Linked DNA regions of Homo sapiens: region 1 is linked to region 2. A link is an interaction called in ENCODE POLR2A ChIA-PET data of the cell type or tissue named here. Cell type or tissue: PC-9. All regions are shown on one strand.

Evidence for each region. Peaks named below come from ENCODE experiments on the same cell type or tissue, not always from the same donor. Only the 100,000 strongest peaks of a DNase experiment are listed, where the experiment ranks them.
Region 1: POLR2A ChIA-PET joins it to region 2 with 12 read pairs; 4 of 35 experiments call an interaction of 5 or more read pairs at or near these places.

Annotation. Positions count from the first base shown.
Region 1 is chr1:229,853,763-229,856,262 of GRCh38, forward strand. The region is part of intron 1 of LOC105373162 (a long non-coding RNA gene); the gene reads right to left. Among named protein-coding and RNA genes, the nearest start is that of LINC01682, 31 kb to the right of the region's middle. In PC-9, no CTCF peak of the experiment used is centred here; no DNase peak of the experiment used is centred here; H3K27me3 peaks cover 1,194 bases.
Region 2 is chr1:230,090,501-230,093,000 of GRCh38, forward strand. The region is part of intron 1 of GALNT2 (polypeptide N-acetylgalactosaminyltransferase 2); the gene reads left to right. Among named protein-coding and RNA genes, the nearest start is that of GALNT2, 25 kb to the left of the region's middle. In PC-9, no CTCF peak of the experiment used is centred here; DNase peaks (open chromatin) are centred at 131 and 1,511; H3K4me3 peaks cover 1,099 bases; H3K27ac peaks cover 2,500 bases.

The DNA of each region.
Region 1 (2,500 bases), 240 kb before region 2:
TCAGGGGCTGCCAGCAGGATGCCCATTGCTCTGGCCTTAGGAGGCAATGCCAGTTGCTACCATCTGGGAAACTGACTTCTAGCAAAGGCCATTGAATAGTCTGCTACTCACTCCCCTGGAGAGGAGAGGTCTGGCTTTCTCCACTCACCCAAGGGGGCCTGCTGAAAGGCATTTTAGCTGATGGGTTAATTCTGAGCCCCAGAGAGTAGAACCCAGCTGTGAAGTCTCAGTGGCTCCCTGCAAGGTGGCTCTTCCTATTAAGAGGAAGACCTGGGGCCGCGCCCCTCACGCTGACTTCTCACACTCCCACTGCAGTTGTCAGGGAGTATTACCCCAAGGAGCTGGGAAACAACTGTGATCCAGGGCCCAGTTCCTAGGGGTTCTGATGGGATTGGTCTGAGGAGGAAATCTGGGATCAGGAAATTTCAACGTGTAGCCTCGGGAGAGAACCACTGCCAAAGATGAAGTTCTCACCATTGCCCCCAACCCCTGAGGAGCTGACTGTCCCTAACAAAAACGCAGAAGCAGTACTAGGGATTTTTGTAAATAAGTAGATTTTAGCTGGTCTTATCAGAAAAAAAAAAGGAACTATGTGAGATGATAGATGTGATCATCTGTTTCACCATAGTAACCATTGTTCAGTCTGCTTGTTTCTATATGTTTCTGTGTGTCTATATCATCCTGTAATATCATGTTATAAACCTCAAATATGCACAATAAAATTCATTTTAAAAGTAAAAATTGAACATGCATTACTTTTAAAATAAAAGAAAAAATGCAGGCATGGGACACTGGGGAAGAGATTTTGCAAAGCTAGAATTGATTTTTCATCTCCCACGAGCAAAGTGAATAATTGTGCCAGTGGTCACAAGTTCTTTTCTTCATCAAAGAGAAAAAGGATAATCTATTTTCAGCATCCATCCACACATCCATCCATCTGCTCACTTTTCCCTCCCTCTCTCCTTCCCTCCCTCTCTTCCTTTTTTCCATCTTTCTGTCAATTCTTTACATCCATCCATCCATCCATGCATCCATCCATCCGTCCTTCCATCTATCTATCTTTCTACCCATTTATTTATCTATCCATCCTTCCTGCCATCCTTTCTTTCACCCTTCCTTTCTTTTTTCTTTCTTCCTTCTATCCTACCATTTGTCTATCCATTCTTCTATCCTTCTGTCTCACCCATATATACTGTGTTCACAGCTGTGCTGGGGGTAGAGAAGCAAGGCTGGGCAGAACATGGGGCAGGGATCTGAAAGTCTTTTGTTTCTCCTGGTTCTGCACCTCCTAGTCAGTTGGCTTTGGGCAGGTCCCTTAATAAAGCTGGGTCACAGGCTATCTGAGAAATGGGGGCATTGAACTAAAAATCTCAAAGGATCTATATTTCTAGATGTCTATGGATTTAGAAGACATGGACCCTGCCATCAAAAAGTTTGCAACATAGTTGGAGATACAAGACACATAAATGTAGCAAAAATATTTTGAGAGCACAAGTATCTCACTTAAGACAGATTCAGGGAAGAATCCCCACTGGCATGGCAACTGTTTTCCTCCAAGTTCTAGGGATATTTTATGTGCAAAGATGCCTGTCCCTGTGGAGCAGCCACAGCTGAATGTGTGACTTGGGTGGCTTTTGCAGGGGTGTTATAAGCTTGTGCTGTTGACCAGAAGAATCCAAAATCTGGAAATAAAGCCAAGGGGATGAAAGAATGTTTCCAGAGTCATACAGGAGCTTTGCTTCACAGGCTTGCCCAAGGATGATCTACTTTTCAGGAGGATGGGCCGTTGTTTGACTGCCATTTACTATTGAGGACTCAGATTCTATGGCATTCCATGTTATATTGTAGATGTTTGTCCAGTAGAGATGCAAATGATTCCCATCTAGTGAAAAGATAATCCACCGATTTATTGCCCTGTAGGACATGAACCGGTTTTGTCACAAACATTGAAAAATCGATTTCAGTGTGCCTTTCCCAGTGGGCTACATAAATCCCAGTGCATCAAATGCCATTTGACTAGCATTATTGACTCTCTGGCTCTCTCCTTAAGTGATGAGCTGAATAAAATCAAGAGCTTGCATTTGAAGGAAATCAAAATATTCCTCTCTAAAATACTGGGCATTTTAGTTAAAGTTAAAACACAGGGATATTCTCTGCCCTCCTATCTTTATCAGCTCAGAAACAGAGCTCAGAGACAGCAGTGCCAGAGGACCCAGGAGTGGACTTCACTCTTCCCATTAGTTTACTTTCCCTCATTTTCCCACCTTTTGGAAGCCTGAAGATACTCTCTTTCTTGTCTTGTCACTACATAGGATTTTTAGTTCTTTAGTGCTATTTAAGCAAGACCCCAAAGCCACTGCCTTGAGAGGGAAATCCTTTTGAACTAAGGCCTCTCCCGTGTGATGGGTACAGCAAGGTTAGTAAACTTCTGCTTTTCTCTTTCGTTAATCTGACTTTCGTTTTCAAGAGAGTGTCTCCACTAAGAATCTAAAAAGGCAAA
Region 2 (2,500 bases):
AGAAATAACGGTTGTGTGTGTGGAGGTGAAGAATGGGAAGGGAAGGAGGGGTGGGGAGGGCTGGTGCTTCTGAGGTTCCCAAAGTTCCTGGACTCGAATTTTCTGTTGGCAAATAAGCTGGTCAGAACTTAGGAATGTGGTAAGTTGATCCAGGAAGAAGTTGAAGGTTTCTATCTGTGTTTTTCTGTGCGGTTGTGTATGTGTAACACGTTTGCAGAAATAGTTGAAGCTTATTATTTTCTTCAAAAGATCTTATTTTCTAGTGTGTAAATCACAGGTAATTAAATATGAGTTAAAGTAAGAGAGAGACCCTTGGGCTATCTCAGACTTAGCTTTGAGAGAGAGAATGATCATGGGTCTAAGGCATCACTCTTGGTTTTATAGGTTTGGAAACTCAATGTTATTAGTTCCATCTAGGAGTTATCAATGGGGGATTGGGGTTTACATGCATCAGAATTGTAAGATACTGCTAAGAATGACAGTTCATTAATTGATGAGAACTGTGCCTCGCTGAGAAAGCCAGCACTCCTGGGGTGTGTGTACTCCGCAGACCTTTTCTTTTGTTTGTTTCTTTCTTTCTTTTTTTTTTTGAGACGGAATCTCTGTTGCCCAGGCTGGAGTACAGTGGCACGATCTCAGCTCACTGCAGCCTCCGCCTCCTGGGTTCAATCTATTCTCCTGCCTCAGCCTCCCAAGTAGCTGGGATTACAGGTGTGTGTCACCACATACTAATTTTTTGTATTTTTTTTTTTTTTAGTAGAGACAGGGTTTCACCGTGTTGGCCAGGATGGTCTTGATCTCCTGACCTTGTGATACGGCCACCTTGGCCTCCCAAAGTGCTGGGATTACAGGTGTGAGCCATTGTGCCCGGTCCTCAGCAAACCTTTTCTATCGGCCTATTTCTATCTATTTTCTATCGGCCACCTTTTCTATTGGCCTATTTCCATCTGTCTGAGGAATCTTGATGCATCGGCCTTCTCGTTCTGGGGATCTTTCTGTGTATAGAATCAATACCCTCTCCTTAGGGTAGTGATGGAGATTGATTTTTCAAAAATCCCAACATGTAATTTATGAAATTATTGTTTCAGCTCCAGACTCTGTGCTCTGTTCTGCAGTGTTGGAGCTAGGACCGCACATCCCAGCTGCTTTGCCAGTGGCTTCCGGGCCACCTCCATCAGCAGGAGGCGGTAGAAGCACCAGCAAGATGGGGCTTTGGTCCTTCCTGTTGGCTTCCTGTTGCCCCAGCTGTAGCTGTTGAATTCAGTCTTCAGTTATCCCAGCACTGGCCAGCCAGCCTCATCGTCCACACTCCCTGCAGATCCCACCACTCCTCCAAGGAAGTCTCTACCTCAGGGCCCTTTGGCTACGCTTCTAAGGTTAAGTCTAACCGGTTCCCTCAGGCCTAGGGGTGGTGGCTGCTTCCTGTCGTTGCTACTTCCCTGATATCTAGAATTTTCCTTTTTCTACCCAGTTACCTGGTTACTGACTTTCTACCCAGTTAACAATTTATATTAAAGCCCTTCTGTTCAAAAAGCTTATGTAGTTTCTGCGTTCTAATTGGATCCTGACTAATACATCTGACTTTCAACATTCTTTAGTAATCAGTCAGCAAAATGATTTCATGAGATAGACGTATTATATTTAATTGGATTACAGTTCACCTTATATTCCTTTAGTTTTTTTTTTTTTTTTTTTTGCACTGATCTTTCTGATTTTCGTTAGGCTCGTCTATGTAATTTGAGACATAACTCCTCTCATTAGCTACTTTCTAAATCATCAGACTTGAGTTCTTTCCTGGAAAGATCACCACAGATGGCTAATGTCATTCATTTTGTTGGCTCTTTTGGCTTTATAGTAGAGGGTGACAATTCTTTTGTTTTTGGTTTTTTTTTTTGAGCTGGGGTCTTGCATGACCTCACTGCAACCTCTGCCTCCCGGGTTCAAATGATTCTTCTGCCTCAGCCTCCTAAGTAGCTGGGATTACAGGCACGCGCCACCAAGCCTGGCTAGTTTTTGTATTTTTAGTAGAGATGGGGTTTCACCATGTTGGCCAGGCTGATCTCGAACTCCTGACCTCAGGTGATCTGCCTGCCTCGGCCTCCCAAAGTGCTGGGATTACAGGTGTGAGCCACCGCACCTGGCCAAGGGTGACATTTCTAAACCTTATCTCTAAATTCTGTGTCCATTATTCAGTATTCCTTTAACTTGTAGAGCATGGCTATTACGTGTTTAAGCAACATATATCTCTAAAAAGATTCGAGGCCGCTTATAAGAGAAAGTATATTATGTGTAAGCACAGATTCATTAAAATAAGAGTTTAAAAATCTGGGGTCAAATTTAGGGGGTAGAGGGGATGAGGGATAAAAAGGTGAAGGAAAAAAGAAGTGGATGGAGAATTAAAGAATGAAGGAGAATTAACACTGAACACCCACCCCCATGGAGCCGGATCCTGGCTAGGTGTTTGCCATCTGTGTTTAGTTTAATGCTCAGCATAATCCTG